Regions from separate parts of the Mus musculus genome. Here all the other regions are linked to region 1. Evidence: chromatin loops called from intact Hi-C (ENCODE). Cell type or tissue: gastrocnemius. All regions are shown on one strand. Links, peaks and the distances in the headings refer to the core of each region. The heading gives the core; the rest is flanking DNA. Region 1 holds the start of Gm13025 (a long non-coding RNA gene). Region 2 holds the start of Padi6 (peptidyl arginine deiminase, type VI). Region 3 overlaps Arhgef10l (Rho guanine nucleotide exchange factor (GEF) 10-like).

Region 1 (6,634 bases), core at 594-5,593:
TCTGTGTCACCCTGGCTGTCCTGGAACTCACTCTGTAGACCAGGCTGGCCTCGAACTCAGAAATCCACCTGCCTCTGCCTCCCAAGTGCTGGGATTAAAGGCGTGTGCCACCACTCCTGGCCTGTCTTCACTTTTGTGATAGATGCCCAGCTGGATTGTTGCAGAAATCTCCTAAGGGCTTTCTGGGAAAGCGAGGTTCCAGGGTTGTGCCACATAGTCTTGTTATTTTGAATTGCTAAAGACCATCTTTGTCTACATCTAGAAAGCACGCAATCAAAACATTGGGAGAAACTTTGGGGCGGGCGGTTCCTTTAATGGCCTTTTCTTTTTGGTTGACTTGCTTCAGATATTCTTAAAAAGTTTGATTTTTATGTGTGTGTGTGTGTGTGTGTATATGTGTGTGTGTGTGTGTGTGTGTGTGTGTGTAGTTTTGTCTGTTTTTTGAGGCAGGGTTTATGTGTAGCCCTGGCTGTCCTGGAACTCAATCTCTAGAGCAGGCTGTCCTCAAGCTCACAGAGATCCGCCTGTCTCTGCTTCCCCAAGGACTGGGATTAAAGATGTGTGCCACCAAGGCTGGCTATTAAAATAAATGTTAAAAAAACAAAAACCTGCCGGGCGTGGTGACGCACGCCTTTGAGAATCCCAGCACTTGGGAGGCAGAGGCAGGCGGATTTCTGAGTTCAAGGCCAGCCTGGTCTACAAAGTGAGTTCCTGGACAGCCAGGGCTACACAGAGAAACCCTGCCTTGAAAAACCAAAAAAAAAAAAAAAAAAAAAAAAAAAAAAAAAGAAAAGAGAAACCAAAACAACAACAACAACAAAACCAGTGAGATTAAATAAATACCCATGAAGAGGAAGAAGAAGGCTTAAGAGATGTTAAGTAAAAATGGCAGGTCCTGGAGAAGTAGGTCTGTGGTTAAGGGCACTTATTCTTCCAGAGCACTCCCGTTCATTCCCAACACCCACATGGTAGCTCACAACCATCTGTAACTCCAGTCTCAGGGGATCTGATGCCCTCATCTGGCTTCCTTGGGCACCAGGCATAGATATGGTATACAGCCATACATGCAGGCAAAATGCCTGTATACATAAAAATCAAAATAAAGAAGTAAAAATTACAGCGGTCTGTTGACTTGGACTAATCAAACGGCCGCCAAGTGGCCAGGCTAAAGATGGACTCTATTCCACTCCTCTCAAGTGAGCTCTTTCCTGGCCTGGATGTGCAGGAGAAATGTTTTCTAGCTAAATTCTCAGGCAGGCGATCACACTGACAGCTAAAGACACTCCTTCCTTCATGATCACGTCAGAGTCCCCTGGAATTCCAAGCATATTGTTTCCCTTTTTATAGACGTGGCTTTGACAGTCTAACACACCAGAGCACCTACTATGTGCGTTGGAATCCTAGAATAATTCCACAAAACGATTTTATAACATCTAAAGACCTTTAATAAAGGCTGCTAAGCCAGGGCTGGGCTGAGGCACAGTGGTGGCTTGGTTTGCTTAGCGCTTGAAGACCTGGACTCCCCCACACCATTAAAGGCAGGAAGCAGGACTGGAGATGTAGTTTAGCTGGTCGAGTGTCTGCTGTTGAAGCATGAAGCCCCAGCGCCCTACAAACTAGGCATGGAGGTGCACCCTGCCACCCCAGCCTGGGAAGTGGAGAGAGGAAGTTCAAGGTCATTTTCAGCTACTGTGTGTGTGTGTGTGTGTGTGTGTGTGTGTGTGTGTGTACTGTACATGCTTGCCTGTTGGATTCTGGGACTGGGTTTACAGGTGGTTGTGAGCCACCCCTTTGAGCCATTTTTTCAGTCCCTACAATTCTGTTTTGGGTTGTGTATTTTCTTTTCTTTACTTTTTTACTTTTTTTTTTTTCCAAGACAGGGTTTCTCTTTATAGCCCTGGCTGTCCTGGAACTCACTCTGTAGACCAGGCTGACCTCGAACTCAGAAATCCGCCTGCCTCTGCCTCCCGAATGCTGGGATTAAAGGCATGTGCCACCACGCCCAGCTTTTTTTTTTTTTTTTTTTTTTTTTTGAGACAGGGTCTCTCTGTATAGCTCTGGCTATCCTGGAACTCTGTAGACCAGGCTGGCCTCAAACTCATAAATCTGCCTGCCTCTGCCTCCCGGGTGCTGGGATTAAAGGCGTGCGCTACCACGCCCGGCTTCACGCCCAGCTTTTTTGTTTGTTTGTTTTGTTTTTTTGTTTTTGAGACGGTTTCTCTGTGTAGCCCTGGCTATCTTGGAACTCACTCTGTAGACCAGGCTGGCCTCAAAGTCAGAAATCCGCCTGCCTCTGCCTCCCAAGTGCACTGCCCGGCTCTTTTTTTCTTTTTCCTAGACAGTTTCTCTGTGTAGCCCTGTCTGTCCTGGAAATCTCCGTAGACCAGGCTGGCCTCTGAGATTCCGCCTGCCTTTGCCTCCCTAGTGCTGGGATTAATAGTGTGCGCTGTCACCTCCTGGGTTCCATATTTTTTCATTCTCAGTGTCGGCCCCCGCCCCCGGCCCGCCCCGCCTCGCCCCTCCTCACCCCTCCCCCTCCCTCCCTGGTAACACCCACCCCCACCCCACCCCTTTTTGGCTTCCTTCCTGGCTCACTCATCCTTCCAGCTCAGCTTTCCCTGGCTCTCTGTCTCCCTCTGCTGCTCACCAGACATGGTGCATCGACATCTTTTGGCTCTCTTACCACAAACCCGGAACAGGAGGGAAAGGGAAACCGTGGCTCCTCAAGTCCTACCAACGGGACGTTTCTTCCTCTTTCTGGTGGTCTCACTCTGTAGCTCAGGTTGGCCTTGCAATCATGATCTTCCTGGCTCCATCTTTCCTGTACTGAGATGATGGGTATGAGCTACCACGCATGCCTACTGCTTGCCTCCCCATCCCCACCCCTAAAACAGCCTGGAACTCACAGATATCCACCTGCCTCTGCCTTTTGAATGCTGGGATTAAAGGCACAGGCCAACATGTTCTGTCCCCTTCAGCTTCATGAAAGTGTGGTCTGTTCAATGGTCCTGGCCAAATAGACATAAATTATTATTTGGGACCCAGAGGACTAAGTCCTTGACTCATACTGTCTGTCACCCAATGCAGATCACCTCCTCCAGGAAGGCTTCCTGGGCTGGACAGACTAGGCTAGGTGAGTTCCCTTGGCTCTGTTCTGGGGATCCTTTCAGAAATGGTTGATTTCCTCTGAAGAGAGCACGAGATTTTCAAGGCTAAGATGCTGCTGGGGTTTTTTAGCATCTCAGGCAGACCCCTCACCCTCACCCCCAAAGCACAGAGGAAAGAAGGGAAGTCCTCTTGGCCTTGTTCTCACTGCCGCCAGCAGGGGGCACTGGAGCCCCACGCTTTTGCACAGACCGGTCCTGCTGGAGTGGGAGAGGGCCCAGGTGAGTCCTCTCTTCTCCTTCAGTATCAGGTCAGGCTGTGAAGAACCCGGGGACCTGGGCTCAGGACATCCCATCTGGGGTTTTGTGTCTTCCCCTCTGACTCTTGTATTTATTAAGGCTAGGATGGACCAGGCTAGCACAGTGCCTCATGTAGCACAGGCTGGCCTTGAATGTGCTATGTAGCCGAGGATGGCCTGGTACCTCTGATCTTCCCTCTCCCTCCCGATGCTGGGATTACAGGCTTGCATCATCACACCCAGGCCTGAAGCTGACAGTGGACCCTGGGAAAGTCTCACCTGCAGGTCAGAAGGAACGAAAGGTGTATAACAGGGACCTGGCTTTCCATCCATCCATCTATCCATCGTCCATCTGTCTATCCGTTCATCATCCATCCATCCATCCATCCATATTCGGAGGATGGTGATACCTGTGCCATTTTTTTTTAATTGAGATGGAGTCCAATGTAGCTCAGGCTGGCCTTGAACTTTATGTAGCTGAGACTGGCTGAAGATCAGTGTCTGCTGTGTATCTGGATGCTATAGGTAGAAGATAGCAGATACTGGACCACTGGACTTGTGGCCTTCATCCCAAAACTGCTAGGATTAGGGGTGCACCCTCCCACACCTGCTCACACCCCACTTCTGTGGGCTGGTTTGGTTTGCTCCATCCAGGAGAGAACCTCTCCCTCCCTCCCTCCCTCCCTCCCTCCCTCCCTCCCTCCCTCTCTCCCTCCCTCCCTCCCTCCTTCCCTCCCTCCCTTCCTCCCTCCCTTCCTTTTTCCTCCCTTCTTCCTCTTCTCCTCTTTCTTCTGACTTGCTATGTAGCCCTGGCTGTCCTAGAACTTGCTCTGTAGACCAGGCTGGCCTCAAACTCACAGAGATCCACCTGCCTCTGCTTCCCAGTGCTGGGACTAAAGGTGTGCACCCCCATGCTCCAACCCCCTTACTTACATGTTGCGGGAAATATTAAAAATGAACCTGCCAACTCTCCAATCTCCTGCTTCTCTCAACTCTCCAACTCTTCGGCAGGGACTCCTGAGTTTCTCTCGCTACCACACAATGCCCACGCACCCCACGGTCAGCCATCACAACACCCAATTACCCAGTAGAATTAAAACTTTTTTTTTTTAATTTATTTATTGGGAGCTGGAGAGATGGCTCAGCAGGTAAGAGCACTGACTGCTCTACTGAAGGTCCTGAGTTCAAATCCCAGCAACCACATGGTGGCTCACAACCACCCATAATGAGATTTGACGCCCTCTTCTGGTGTGTCTGAAGTCAGCTACAGTGAACTCATGTACAATAATAAATAAATCTTTAAAAGAATAATTTATTATATGTAAGTACACTGTAGCTGTCTTCAGACACACAAGAAGAGGGCATCTGATCCCATTACAGATGGTTGTGAGCCACCATGTGGTTGCTGGGATTTGAACTCAGGACCTTTGGAAGAACAGTCAGTGCTCTTAACCGCTGAGCCATCTCTCCAGCCTGAATTAAAACTTTATTTTTCTTTCGAGACAGGGTTTCTCTGTACAGCCCTGGCTGTCCTGGAACTCACTTTGTAGACCAGGCTGGCCTTGAACTCAGAAATCCGCCTGCCTCTGCCTCCCAAGTGCTGGGATCAAAGGCGTGTGCCACCACGCCCCGAGAATTAAAACTCTTAAAGCTTATAGTTAATCAATCAGATTTATGTGTCAATCAAGTCACAGTTTACAAGATGCCAATGCAATCATTTCAGAGCGAGTTGATAATGCTAAAAGCTTTATCCCAATTATGATATAATAACTGTGGCGGGTTCACGTCCACCTCCATCCTCCCTCCTCTCTCCCCTGAGATGCTCTCTGTCTCTGCCACTCTTATCTCTGCCTCCCTTTCCCTGTCCAATCACAGGCTTCCTCTGCACTAATGTAATTGGGCAGGGAAATCCCTGCAACACTTACATACTGGGGATCACATGCAGGCCTCACGCCAGCTAGGTTAAACACCCTGCAACTGAGGTTCATCAACAGCCTTTGCTTTGTTATTAATTAGACTTTTTGTTTTATGCATTGTTGTTAGATATAAGGCATCAGGGCACACACCTTTAACCCCAGCACCAGGGAGGCAGAAGCCATCAGATCTCTGTGAGTTCAAGGCCAGCCTGGTCTACATAGCAATTCCAGATCAGCCAGGACTACATTGTGAGGTCCCGTTTTGTGTGTGTGTGTGTGTGCGCGCGCGCGCGTGTGCGCGTGCATGTGTGTGTGTTTTAGGGTCCTGAGAGATGGCTCAGAGGTTAAGAACACTCTGGGTTTCCAGAGGATCTCAGTTCTATTCCTAGCATTTAGGTGACAGCTCACACCAATCTGTACTCCAATTCCGGAGGATACAACACCCTCTTTTGGCTCTGAGGGCACCAGGCATCCATGTAGTACATATATGTACTTGCAAGTAAAGCACTCAGATGCATAAAATAAAAACAAGTACATATATCTTGTTGTTGGTTGTGTGTGTATGTTATTGTTATGTTTTCGAGACAGGGTTTCTCTGTGAAGCCCTGGCAGTCCTGGAATGCACACTGTAGACCAGGCTGGCCTTAAACTCAGAGATGCCTCTGTCTCCTGAAGAAAAAAAAAAAAAAAGCAAATCTTTGGAAAGAAATAAAATTGAACCTGGGCAGTGGTAGTGCTTACCTTTAATCCTAACCCTCAGAAGGCAGGAGCTGCAAAAACCAATCAACCACCAACAACAATAATAAAAAGAAACAAAATAGAAATTTTATTTTATAATTTAGACACAATCCTAACCCTCAGAAGGCAGGAGCTGCACAAACCAATCAACCACCAACAACAATAATAAAAAGAAACAAAATAGAAATTTTATTTTATAATTTAGACACAATCTCACTACCTGGTTGTGGCTGCTCTGGAACTTACTATAGAACAAGCTGACCCTGAACTTTTTGAAGACCCTTCTGCTTCTGTGTGCTGGTTAGTGTTACATCAATTTGACACAAGCTAGCCATCAGAAGGGAGGGAGCCTCAACTGAGGAAATGCCTCCATAAGATTGGGCAGTAGGGAAGCCTGTAAGTAAGGACGCATCAGCCCACTGTGGTGGGGCCATCCCTGGGCTGGTGGTCCTGAGTTCTATAAGAAAGCAGGCTGAGCAAGCCAGTAAGCAGCATCTCTCCACGGCCTCTGCATCAGCTCCTGCCTCCAGGTTCCAGCCCTGCTTGAGTTCCTTCCCTGACTTTGGAGGGGTAAATC
Region 2 (6,634 bases), core at 474-5,473, 66 kb before region 1:
AGGCCTTCTTCCCAAACATGGTAAGGAGGTGACAGCCACCGCCTGACTCCCTCTGACTCAAATGACCTCCTAAACTGCAGGACACAGCCTGGCCAGGCATAAGGCAGGTCCAGGTGGCACTTCCGTGCGCCCTTTGAGGCTCACATAGCCCTCTCGGCACCCAGAGCCTCTTCTGAGCCTCACACAATGTCAGGAGTGCCCTCTCTCGTGGCTTTGCCTTCCAGAGGCAGGCTCAGAGAAATTAGGTGTCTAACACAAAAACACACAGCAGGCAAGGGATGGCAAAGCCAGGGTCTGGTTTCAAAACCAGCTCTACCCTGCTGCTTCTTGTCTCCCATACTGCGTTAAGGGGACCAGCAGACACGGGCCATAGACAAAGTGTTCTGCGGTGGCATTCGCTGCCAGGAAGGGGGCCCCTGTGAAACAGGACCCAGAGCAGGGCCAGATTTGACCTTTGTTACTTAACTGTGACTGCCACGTGTCTTCCTACCTCCCCCTGCCTTTTTTACCAGCCTCCTCCAAAGGACACCTGAGTACTGGGTGGAGAATTACCTAGATCTAAGGAGCTGGTGATGTTTCTTGGCACAGTCGTTTCCAAACCGGGCTCCCTGGAGCTCTGGGGTTCCAAGGCAGCAGCTCCACTCTAGCCATTGAGGTGTCTCCTCCTCCATGTATTGAGCTATGACAGAAGACTCCATTGAGTAGGGAAACCGGTCTCCCTCTCTCCCTGAACATAGTGCCCGAGGCCCAGGGATCACAGTTCACTGTGATGCGTTCTAAGTGAGCTCAAACAGCTCGTGGCCCTTTACCCACAGGACACTTGTTAGAGGCACACACGCAGTGTACAGTGTGTCCACCACATGAGAGGTGAAGGCAGAAGAGTCTGGGGTTCAGAGTCAGCCTTGGCTACAAGAGACCAAGTCACCAAAAAGAGCTGTGCGGGCTGGAGGGATGGCTAAGCAGTCAGAGTCCTTGATGCTCCTCTCAAGGACCCCAGTTCGATTCCTAGCACTCACATTGAATGGCCCTCCAACCGCCCACAACCTCAGCCTAGAGGATCTAGGTGTCTCCTGGATTCCTTGAGACACCTGCACGCACCTGGCAGACGCAGACAAAAATAAACGGAAAACTCGAGGGTGGGGTACAGCCGGGTGGCTTAGTGGCTAAGAGCACTTGCTATGGAACTCTGACGGCCAGAGTTCAGATTCCAGCACCACAGTAACAAGCTGGGTGTCACCCACATGTGCCACCCACATGCCTGTAAATCCCTGCTCTGAGGGACACAGAGACAGAGGCTTGCAGGCAAGTCCAGGGAGAGAGACCTGGCCTCAAAGGAATACACTGAAGAGCACACAAGAGGCTCTGGGTGCACCCACCCCGCAAGGCACACACAAAAACACTGTGGGGAGGAGGAGAGGAGGGGGAGAAGGAGTGAGGAGAGGGGCAGGAGGAGGGAGGGGGAGGGGAGGGGAGAGGGAATAGGAGGAGAGGGAGGGGGAAAGGGAGGGGGAAAGGGAAGGGGAAAGGAGGGGAAGGGAAGGGGAGAAAGAGAAGGAGGGGAGGGGGAGAAGGAGTGAGGGGAAAAGGAATGAAGGGAAGAGAGAAAAAGGGGAGGAAGGGCAGGAGAGAGAGGGAGGGAGGGGGAAAGAGAGATGCAAAAGGGAAAAAGAACCAGTCTTAGTCCAGAGACCTGTAGGCCCTACCTACCCTACAGCTGTTGCCTCTGATCTGGCCCCACCCTCCCGCAGGTGAACATGCTGGTCCTGGGCAAGTACCTGGGCATCCCCAAGCCCTTTGGGCCCATCATCGATGGCCACTGCTGCCTGGAGGAGGAGGTGCGTTCCCACCTGGAGCCGCTGGGTCTGCACTGCACCTTCATCAACGACTTCTACACCTACCACGTGTACAACGGGGAGGTTCACTGTGGCACCAATGTGCGCAGGAAGCCCTTCACCTTCAAGTGGTGGCACATGGTGCCCTGAGTCACTACCCCAGGCAGCCTCCCTCGAGGACTGTCCTGGCCAGAGGTGGCTGCTCCCCACCCCCACCCCCACCCCGCAGCGAGGTGCAGCAAGAGATCTGGGGATGGTTGGGCTTCCACAGAGGTGGCCACTGTCCCTGCTGTGACATGTTTGCTTCACCCACATCTGGCTCCTGTCCCATCTCTGTGTGTCCTCAAATGGTCCTTGCATAGCAAGCTCAGCTCTGCTTAGAGATGCTGCAATAAAGATGTAGTTTTGTATCTTTAGTTTACCACGGAGTTCCACACCCCCAGCCCCACCCTCCGCAAAGCACATTGGAATCAATTTCAAAGCACCAATGAGGTGAAAAAGCTTCAACTATGGCTGGCAGCTCTTTTGACTTATTTACTCTGCCGTATGTGTCTCTCTCTTTATATATATTTAATAAAAATTAAAAAAAAAAAACAAACCACGGCTGGCAAGATGGCTCAGCGGGTAAGAGCATTGACTGCAGGTCATGAGTTCAAATCCCAGCAACCACATGGTGGCTCACAACCATCTGTAACGAGATCTGACTCCCTTTTCTGGCGTGTCTGAAGACAGCTACAGTGTACTTACATATAATAAATAAATCTTAAGAAAAAAAAAGGGCTTGTGAGATGGCTCAGTGGTTAAGAGCACCGACTGCTCTTCCAAAGTTCCTGAGTTCAAATCCCAGTAACCACATGGTGGCTCACAACTATCTGTGACGCTCTCTTCTGGTGCATCTGAAGACAGCTACAGTGTACTTAGGTATAACTCGGGAGGCAGAGGCAGGCAGATTTCTGAGTTCGAGGCCAGCCTAATCTACAGAGTGAGTTCCAGGACAGCCAGGGCTACACGGAGAAACCCTGTCTCAAAAAACAAACAAACAAACAAACAAACAAACAACCCCCCCCACACACACACAAATTCCTTGGAGCCTAAGGTGATGACACACACCCTTAACTCCCACCCTCCGGAGACAGAGGCAGGTGGATCTCTGTGAATTCAAGACCAAGCTGGTCTATATATTGAGTTCAGGCTAACAGGTCTACACAGTGAGATCCAGAGACAATTAATTAACGTTTAATTAAAATGAGTAAATAGAAACACGTTCCTCAGGCCAGTGAGATGGCTCAGTGGGGAAAGGCACTTGCCATGAAACCAATGGTGAGCCAAGGCTGGTCCCCAGGACCTGAGTAAAGGTGGGGAGAGAGACCTGCCTCTACAAAGCTGTCCTTTGACTGCCACAGGCATGCACTGGGTGGCGCTGGTGTGTCACACATGCTACTTGCCTTTGCCTCCCAAGTACTGGGACTAGAAGTGTGGCCACCATGCCCTACTGTGAGAGAGAGAGAGAGAGAGAGAGAGAGAGAGAGAGAGAGAGAGAGAGAGAGAGAGAGAGAGAGACCACAGTGCACATGTGGAGATCAGAGGACAGCTTGTGAGACTCACTTTCCTCCTTCCACCATGCGTGCTCTGCACATCGGGCTCAGTGGTGAACGTCTTTAACCCACTGAGCTACCTGGCCAGTCCTGACTTTTCTTTAACCTCATCAAGCCAAAAATTCCCTTCATCCCCCTCCCTCAGAGACTGCCTAAGAGTGCTCTGAGACAGACGTGGTAAATGCCACAGACCAGGTGTTCCACAGACCAGGTGTTCCTAAACCCCAGGAAGGGACCCAGTTTCTCATACTGGGACCAAAGCAATTTTACTTGGCGGGAAGCTGAGTAGCTGGGTGGCTGTTCCCTTCCCTCTCCAGGTCCCCCAAGAGAGCTCCTCTCTGCCTCTTCCAGCTTCGGATTGATTGATTGATTGATTGATTGATTGATTGATTGATTGATTGAGACAGGGTCTTCCTAGAAGCCCTAGTCTGTCTGAAACTCCTTTTTTAGCCAAGGCTGCCCTCAGACTTGTAACCATCTTCCCGCTTGAGCCTCCTGGGTGCGTGGATGCAGGTATGCACCTCTGAGGCGGCTGGGAGCTAGCTCCTTCTCTGAGAGGCCAGTAGAATGGAGAAAGAGAGTAATGGAGGCTGCTCTCTCTAGGCTGTGCCCTGCACCAAGGTCTTCTGGGAAATATGAAGTTTCCATACAGAATCTCCTTAATTAACCTAGGCTGGCTCCCTATTCTTGTTCCTCCTGCCTCCATCTACCCAGTTCTGGGATTGCAGACGTGAGCCACCATGCTCGGCTCTTAATGAGCAAATAACAGGGACGTGGAGGCAGATAGTTCTCTACCAAGGAGCTATGCTCCCACCTATCCCCTTTTCAGAACATTGGCACAGTCTTGTTAAATTGACCAATCTAGACTTGAAGTCACTCGGTAATCACAGGCTAGCCTACCTCAGCTGGATCTTTTTTTCCCCCCTGACAACACATACATATACTATGGAATGCAATACAGAATTTGGCGGCTTTTTGAAACAGAGCATCATTCTGAAACCCAGGCTGGTCTCAAACTCACAGAAATCCTCCTGCCTCAGTGTGGGTGCTGAACAGGTGACAGGCAGGGACTACCATGTGTGGCTTTGTAGTCTGATCTAGGAATGCCAATACTGAAGAGACCATGAACCTCAAAGATGTATGTGTCATCTCAGCGACTCCACAGGGCACGAGAATGCTGACCCCCCCCATTTTAGCAGTTTTGAACTGCACAGTAGATATACAATTTCCTTTCTGCTTCGTGTGTGTGTGTGTGTGTGTTCTCACACCACAGTGCACATGTGAAGGTCAGAGGTCAGCCTAAAGGGATAACAGCTGTAAGCCAGGCTGCACAGGTCTAGCCCATGCACCAGCTCCTGCTGCCCATCCCCCACCCTACCCGCCCTGATGCTAACAAGAGACACAGCTGTGACTGACTGGCTTATCATCGTTATCACCCGGGAAAAGGATGCAGATTGCCTGCCAGGATCAGGGATTTGCAGAGCTAGCTATAGCTTCCTGACACTTCTGTGAGCATAGCACTTTACCAAGTACCCCCACTAGCTGCCAAGAAGCACACATCCTAGAACAGTGGTCCTCAACCTTCTTAGTGCTGCAACCCTTTAATACAGGTGGTGACCCCCAACCATAAGCTTATTTCGTTGCTACCTCATAACTGTGATTTTGCTACTGTTATGAATCATAATATGCAGGATATCTGATGTGTGACACCACCACCATCCCAGCCTTGAGGCCAAAACAGGTTGAGAGCTACTGTCCTAGAACCAAGACTCCCCCATAATCTTGAGATGTAGCACCCAGACCAGTGGGAAGGGCAGAGCCCCAAGCTGTTAGACTCCAATTTCCTAGGGCTGCAGGGTCTACAGGCAGCAGCTGCTAAAACTTTGATGCTGAGTAGAAGGATCTCTCCCTTCACCCTTCCCCCTACCTCCTTCTCCTCTTCCTCCTCCTCCAGGCTCACCTGTGAACCCTTAACAAGGGGGCGGGCTGGGGTGGTCCTTACCTCTACTAAAGAGGAAGGCCAGGAAGCCCCACCGTCCTAGGCAATTACTCTGGTGGGTAAGGACTGCTGACAGTGGCTAGCTTGGTAAGCCCAGCCATGTCTTTTCAGAACTCACTCAGCCTGTCTCTGGTCAATCCCACCCATGCCCTCTGCATGGTAGGCATGGAAATCACCTTGGACATCAGCAAGTAAGGCTTAGCGGGTGTCTGTAGGGGTAATGAGAAGGGAGGGTCTGGGCAGAGTCCCTGTGCCCAGAAGTCCGAGGTTAGCGCTCTCAGCTGAACTGACCGACCCCAAGGAAATCTGGCTTGGTCTCTGAGAGCCCTCCCATCCCAGCTCGGGATACTGACTTACAGCTTTCTCTGCCTCTTGCAAGATCCCTGTTAGCTTCGAAGGTGTCCTTGAGTAGGCGGGGGTTGTGTCTTACGGTTCTGGCATCTGCTCACTCCATGACTGTGAAGCTGAGGCTTGTATGTAAAATGAAGATGTGATCCTCACAAGGAGGCTTTGGGGGAGCGGGAGGTTGGGGTGGGACATCCATCAAAGGCGTGGAGGTCCTGGGGGTCGAGATGGTAAGAGAGGCTGAAGACGTTAGCGCCCGCCCCCCCCCCCACAAGCTTCACTGACAACTCTCCTCAATTCCGTAAGATGGATGCAGACTCCAGATCGGGGGCTGTCCTGGAACCCTGTCGCCTCATCGGTTGGTGAGTCTTCTAACCTGTATTGTCTCCTTCAAACCAGGTGTGCACCAGACAAGTGCAAGTCTTTCACCATCCGTGGTTCCCCCAGGATCTTGATCCACATCTCTAGCTCCGTCATCGCTGGCAAAGAGGACACTGTGGTCTGGAGGTCAATGAACCATCCCACAGTGGCATTGGTGAGGATGGTGGCGCCCAGCCCCACTGTGGATGAAGACAAGGTGAGCCATGGAGGGGAGAGGGGTAACCTTTAACCTACCCAGGTGATCTCAATGTGGAAGCTGGCAAGCCTAGCTGAAGGCCATTGGCAACAGGCCTGCCTACCCAAGGCAGACCCAGCTGCAGCTGTCTGTGGGCAGGGAGAGAGAGGCAGTTAAGGGATGGTGAGTGGGCGGAACCTGCCCATCTATGTGTCGGCGGAAGGCAGTTTCCTTCAGCGAGTGGCTCACTTGGGTAAGCACTGTACCTTGAGTCGGGCCAGAACCAGTGTTGTACCCTGAGCTGAGC
Region 3 (6,634 bases), core at 855-5,854, 120 kb after region 1:
GCTGGGCCAGACTCTGCCCCACCCATCACAGCTGCTAGCCTCTATACATAGAGGCTTGGTTATGGGTACACACAGAGGGCTCCAGAGAAGGAAGGAAAGGTCGGGGCTCTCAGAATTCTGCTGCCACCCCCCACCCCAGTTCTTAAAACTCTGCTCCCCGACCCTCATATCCCCAGGCCCCAGAACCTTTCCCTGACTGCTCTCCAGAGAAGGCCTGGGTGTGGCAGGCCCTTGTCACACCCACACTAGGAGGAGCCTCAGGGGCTTCAGGCAGGAGGCTGCACACAACCTGGGAGTCTCCCCGTGTCTCCTCTCTGGTGTAGCCTTCAGCTCTCTGTCTTCATGTCTACTCAGTACTGATGCAGGCCTGCAACCTTCGCCCTGGGAAGCCTGACTGTGTCCTAGGTCTAAATCTCATTAACTCTGCAAACCTTCCCTGTGCTAGGACCCCCTAAGCCAATGGTTCTCCTGGGGCCTGGGGATGTGAGTGAGGGTCAGGAGAGTCTTGAGAACTGGGGTGTAGCAGAACTGAGGAGAACCCCAACCTTCCCGGTACCGTGACCCTTCAGTGCAGTTCCTCGGGTTGCGGTGGCCCCTAACCATCAAATCATTTCAGCTGCTTCCCCATAACTATAATTTTGCCACGGTTATGAATCGTAATATAAATATCTTGTCTTCCGTTGGTCTTAGCTGACCCCTGTGAAAAGATCATTCGCTCCTCAAAGGGGTTGAGACCCACAGGTTGAGAACCACTGCTCTAAGCTTTTCCTGAATATGGTGGCCCTCTTCTCTGGGAAGGGGTACGAAGCCCTACACTCCAACTGGGAAGCTGTGGCCTTCAGCTGGCTTCCATGGATAGCATTGAGCGTTTCAGGGTGGGGTGGCTTAGGGGAAGGATGCTTGGCCTGGTGACTGGCTGTGACTGGTGACATCTCCCTGACTGGCTGTGACTGGTGGCTGTGACTGGTAGCATCTCCCTGACTGGCTGTGACTAGTAGTGTCTCCCTGTATCAGGCCGGCTGATGAGGAGGCCCTGAAGATGGCCGCGGATGTGGGAATTTTGAGACCAGAGGTCCGTGATGGTGAGGACCTCACCCTGGAGGCCGAGCACACAGCAGGGCTAGAGGTGGCTCAGCCTCTCCTCAAATTGTTAAGACCTCACTGATGGTCTTTCTAGGCTCCCCCCAACAACTCCAAATGACTGGAATTTGGTCCCCTGATTTCTAGATGGGGCAACAAGCTCATTGTCACACAGTGTGTTGAAGGCTGGGGTAGGTGGTGCCTAGGGTGCTTCTAGTAGGTTTGAGGAGATGCTTCCTAGGCTGGGGGAGGGGGTAAGGGGGGAGGGGGAAGGCTTCCATCCCTAGAGCTCCCTCCTGTGCCACAATGGCTCTTGAGTACCATGAGCGTTGCCAAACACGGCCCTAAATAAGCCTCCACTTAGTGTCAGTCGAAATCACCACTGTGCCGTTGGTGCGTCACCTGAATGTCACCTACCCCAGGTAGACTTTCCATGTTCAGTGGCCACAGCCTCCTCATCGGGTCTCAGCCGCTCTGGTTTTGTGACAGGGACAATGGCAGCGACAGATGGGGAGCCCACAACTCCATTTTCATTTAGCAATCTCAGTTGCACACAAGAAAGGCACCATCTGGAGGGAGAAGGTCAGATCGTTAAAAATATATATGGTGATGAAATGCCAGGGTCTGATAGGCTGGGGGGGAACAGGGGGACAGAGGGAGGAGCTGGGGGGAGCTGTGGGGGTGGGTGCTGTGCGTTCACCTATCTGGCTGTCAGGTGGGTGAGCGTCACAGGTCTCCTGCGTGGCATGGTGACTTTGGCTGTGAGTGTTCCCTGGGCAGGGATAGCATCTTAAATTGGGTTGTGTTTATTTACTGCTGGGCCTTAACTGAGAGGTAGCAGGGCAGGCCTTTTCCCACCGTGGCCTGAGCGTACTGTGCATCCAGCCCAATGGCTTACTTTCTTTACTGCGGTTCCCCGATGGGGCGACTTGTATGCATGTGCGGAAGTCGTGCTTGGCCTGACACATCTCTCACATGCTGGCTTTTTCCCCTCTTTCCCGTGACAGGGATATAGGTTTTATGGGACAGTTTCCAGGGCCCAGAGTGTGAAGGGCCACTTCTGGGGCCCATTAGGAAATGCTGTCACTGCTGAGGGCTTCAGACAGGGATGGGAGCCATCGGGGTCCCCGGCCAGCCTTTGTGCATTATAGGGAGCCTACAGCTTCTCCAGTGTGGTGGTCACCCATGTGACCACTCCAGTCTCTGTGACCCAGCTGGCGTTTGGGCTGGGTCTCTCTCAGGAGTGGTTCATCATTACACAGGCCAGCCTTTCTCTTTGGCCTTTCGTAAAAGCTGCTACTGTTGTGTTTGCATAGAAAGCACATGGATAGATAGTTTTGGCCTCCATGGACCAGCGGCACGGTAGAGAGCCTCCTGCTTCCACATCGCATGCACACCAGAATGGAGAAGCCCGTGGAGGAGCAGAGCCAACCCCGTTCCTTCAGTTATAATGCCTTGTGCCTCATAGGCTCATCTGAAGGGAAAACCACATTTAACCTCTAACCTCCCACACAGCACAGCTTAGCCCAGCCGACCTTTAGCACGTCCGGGTCATTTCCATTAGCCCAGGATCGAAGTGTGTGCTTAATCAAGTGTGTGTAGGCCATGTATATAAATAGCTGGGATAGAGCTCGGCTGTAATGCTTGCCTGGGCATGCCCAATATCCCGGGTGCCATCTTTAGAAATGAGGACAAACCAAGTTTGGATGCATGGACACACGTACATACATGCACGCATGGGAACCATACACAGGTGGGGGTTGGGAAATGTGACAAGATCCAAAAAGGCAACCTCCAGAAATGCCTGGTGTGCTGAGGTGGGTGACCTGGGGCTGGCTGTCTAGCATCTTGAGAGATGGCGCCACCTAGTGCCAGTCCAGGGAAGATCAATGCTCAGAATCCAAGGCTAGTCTCCGGCTTTCTCACCATGGCAAAGTGGATGGACTTAAATTGAGTCGCCCCAATCTGGAGACACTTGCAGTAATGAGGGATGTGACAGTTCTGGTGGGTTGGGACTGTTGAGAAGGGAGAATGGGGATGTGGTTAGGAGAGGAGCCCCCTGCAGAACGGGCTGGGGTAGCAGGGCAGCGTTCCCCGTAAAGGGACATCAAGAGCTGCGTGCTGAAACTGCTGACAATTGTGGAGCCTGGTGATCAGGAGATGCGGCTGGGAGGGAGGGTGGTCCTTGTGGCTCTTCTAGAAGAGTCTAGGGCTTACTCCAAGCCAACCAGGACACCACTGGTATTTTCAAATAGGGAGCAATGGGGTTCTGTGGAGGACTGGCTCTGGAGGCTGGGTGGAGGGCCGGTCACACATCCAAAAGAAGTGTGCCTTCCTGTTTTCCACCAAGGAGGAGTGTGGGCCTTAGGGAGGCTGTTGTCCCAACAGTTGATGACCTCTTCATGACCCCAGAGTTGTAGGCTCCCTGAAGGTTGGCATCTTCGGACAGAGCTAGCATTGGTCTGTGACAGCACACTGGGACTCAGAGTGGCCTTGTTAGAGTAGGCGTGGCCTTATTGAAGTAGGTGTGGCCTTGTTAGAGCAGGCGAGGTCTTGTTGGAGTAAGTGTGTCCCTGTAGGTGTGGCCGTATTGAGGGGTGTGTGGCCATGTTGGAGGGGTGTGGCCTTGTGTTCTTGTAGATTTAGTGTGAAGAACTTGGTTATTGGAGCCTAGAAGCCCCAAGTCCCCATGTGGGTCCTGCCTCATGCCAGTCAGGACCTAGTTTTGCTTCCTAGTCCCTCAGTGTCACCTCTATGGTGATGAGCACTTTATCCACATTTTATTACTGTGAATGCTGGCCAGGTTTTTTGTTTTTGTTTTTAGGGGGGATCATAGGTTTAGGGGTACATTCCACCATGGAAGGAAAGGAAGGCGTGAAGGCAGGGCCTTGAGGCAGCCGGTCACATCACATCTGCAGCCAGGAAGCATAGAGAGGTGGATGCTGGAGCTCAGCTCACTGTCTCCTTTCTGTTCAGCCCAGGACCCCAGCCTAGGGGATGGTGCCGCCCACGTTCAGGGTGGGCCTTCCCTCCTCAGTTAACCCAGGCTAGAAACTCCCTCACAGATTTGTCTCCATGGTGATTTAAGAGACTGTTAAGTTGCACTCGGTGTTAACCATCACACCTTGGTGCTTCCTGATACAGGGGCACACACACACACACACACACACACACACACACACACACACACGTGTCACACTGGCTGCTGTGGTCTGGTGTATAAGAAAGGAAGGCTTCTTAGTAGGCAGAATTTCTGGGGCTGATATTAGTTTCTTTCTGCCCCTTCCTCTCATTCATTCATGAAAATATTAAAATTTTTTTATGTATATTAGTATTTGTCTGCGTGAAATGTCTGTTCATGTTTGTGCCTTGTTTGGATCCCTTGGGCCTGGAGTTATAGACAGTTGTGAGCCATCTGTGGGTCCTGAGAATCAAACCTGGGTCCTCTGGAAGAGCAGCCAGGGCTCTCAGACTCTGAGCCATCTCTCCAGTCCCCTTGCCATTCATTCTTTGAGCCTGTGTGTTCTGAACTCTTAGTCTATGCCGGACGCTGCTGCAGGGTTAGTGGTGTATGTCGTAACCCAGACCCCGGCTCACAGCTTACGACCGAAGGACCTGTGGTGACAAGTCACAACTGTGTCTGTAGCTGACACTGATTCAGACGGGCATACAGACACCAAGGGAAACAGGACAGGCTTCGGTGACATTCAGAGGGGCTGTCATAGCCAGAGTGGTCGGGAAGGGCGTCTCAGAGGAGGCTGCCTTTGAGCAGAGCCTCCCCATCAAATGAGAAAGCACTGTCTGCTGGTGTGGATCTGCCCGTACCAGCAACTGTTAAGTCCAAAGCCACAGCGTCTGACTCAGTTCTTGGACACAGGAACCTTTGCTTAGCCTTCTCCAAAGGCTCCCATTCCACTCAGTGGACAGGTCTCACCTGGTCCAGTCCCGGCCTGGAACTCGCTGTGGAGCTGAGGGTGACCTTGAACTTCTGATGCTCCTGCCTCCACTTCTGAGGGCTGGACTATGGGTGTGTGCACCACACCTGATTCGTTCCATGCTGGGGATAGAACCCAGGAACTCTTGCATGCTAGGCAAATGCTCCATAGATGGAGCCACAACATACATCTAGATCTAGCCTTAAATCTCATCCCCACCCCGCTCACGGCTAGACCAGATGGCCATTGAGCCCCTAAGGTCTGTCTGTCTATACCTGCTGTCACCGGGGTTACAGGTACTCACTATCACAGGGGTGCTGAAGATTTGAACTCAGCCCCTCATGCTTGCACAGTGAGCGCTTTACCTACTGACCGTCTCCCCAGCCCACTCACCCTTTCACTGGCAAAGGAATTGAGACTCAGGGGGTTGGAATGTCTGCACAGGTTGATCCATGGTAGGGTCAGGCTGGGACTCTGCCCTTGGGTTTCCCAGATCCTCTGCCCGTGGTCCATAGACCAGTTCATAGCCCGATGCTCAGCTTCATTTCCGACCAAGCAGCATGTGGGGTGGGGGACTGATCAGAGCAATGAGGTCACTGTGGGACCTAGCCTGCTGGGGTCTGCGATGACTCCCAGGGCTGAGGGCCAGTCGCTATTGCTAGGGCTCACACCCTGACTAGTTTCATATACCCATTTCCTCTTGCTGCAGGGGAGGAGAACCAGCCAGGATGGCTGTGTCCCGATGAGGACAAGAAAAGCAAAGCCCCGTTCTGGTGCCCCATCCTGGCCTGCTGCGTCCCCGCTTTCTCCTCCCGGACCCTCAGTCTGCAGGTGAGTGGACCCGGCGTGTGGTAGCTGTGGAGGCCCTGCCTAGCCTGGGAGAACCAGTGTCTAGGTAGAGTTGTCACAGCTGGAAAGGCATGCCCAGTGTCTCAGTCCAGCTTAGAGACCCAGGGGGCCAAGCCATTTGTTCTTGTTCTGTGAGCTAGCTTTTCCGCGGAACGAACGAGGTCTGTGTGAGAATGACCAGCATGGGTCACGGGGTGGAAAATTCCATTATTTTGTGATAGTGGATACTAGCAACCTCATCTGTTGAAGTCTTGACTTTGGACTGTGCCCGACGCCACCAGGCCAAAGGGCTGCTTTGGTGGGACTGCCCTCATCCTGGCATGCTCTGTGACACTCATACCCTCTTACTTGCCCACTGCATTCTTTTCGTGTTAGCTTTACTTCTTATAATAGTGGTTAGAACGGCATTTCACAGGAGACGAAGGCCCAGCCAAAATGACAGTCAGTAAGGGGTTGGTTTCACCTGATGACAGTCTCCATGGTATTAACCACCAGGAAGCTCGCCCCCACAGCCGTCACTTGTCCCTTATGTCCTGGCAGAGCCCGCCCCTCCATCTGGAGCAACCGTTGTCTATCCTCTCCCAAGCAGATGAGGACCCTGAGCTCTGGGACGGGCGAGCGAGCGTGGGACCCAGCACAGATAAATAGTCGCAGGAGCCGTGCGGGCTGGGCTGTAGACTGGGGCGCTAAGAGCTGACAGAGCACCTTGGCGATGTAAGTTCATCGTTCATTCCTCCATTCATCTGTCTGTTCACGGGTCATCCCTGAGC

The links. Hi-C counts contacts between places; a loop is a spot of excess contacts. Peaks named below come from ENCODE experiments on the same cell type or tissue, not always from the same donor. Only the 100,000 strongest peaks of a DNase experiment are listed, where the experiment ranks them.
Region 2: a loop joins it to region 1, with 8 times the contacts of the local background. A loop is called at or near these places in 6 of 42 quality-filtered maps.
Region 3: a loop joins it to region 1, with 6 times the contacts of the local background. A loop is called at or near these places in 24 of 42 quality-filtered maps.

Annotation. Positions count from the first base shown.
Region 1 is chr4:140,675,952-140,682,585 of GRCm38, reverse strand. Gm13025 (a long non-coding RNA gene) reads right to left here and starts at 2,841. Exons shown (of 3, transcript XR_001784551.2): 1 at 2,684-2,841. In gastrocnemius, for the core only: CTCF peaks have their summits at 2,660 (motif pointing left) and 3,317 (motif pointing right); DNase peaks (open chromatin) are centred at 2,629 and 3,344; H3K4me3 peaks cover 554 bases; H3K27ac peaks cover 294 bases.
Region 2 is chr4:140,741,472-140,748,105 of GRCm38, reverse strand. Padi6 (peptidyl arginine deiminase, type VI) reads left to right here and starts at 5,463. Exons shown (of 16, transcript NM_153106.2): 1 at 5,463-5,617; 2 at 6,171-6,348. The coding sequence starts at 5,526. Padi4 (peptidyl arginine deiminase, type IV) reads left to right here. Exons shown (of 16, transcript NM_011061.2): 15 at 1-20; 16 at 1,749-2,598. The coding sequence ends at 1,982. In gastrocnemius, for the core only: a CTCF peak has its summit at 3,239; a DNase peak (open chromatin) is centred at 3,245.
Region 3 is chr4:140,551,740-140,558,373 of GRCm38, reverse strand. Arhgef10l (Rho guanine nucleotide exchange factor (GEF) 10-like) reads left to right here. Exons shown (of 29, transcript NM_001290803.1): 22 at 5,725-5,846. Among named protein-coding and RNA genes, the nearest start is that of Gm42335, 50 kb to the left of the region's middle. In gastrocnemius, for the core only: a CTCF peak has its summit at 2,941 (motif pointing left); a DNase peak (open chromatin) is centred at 2,938.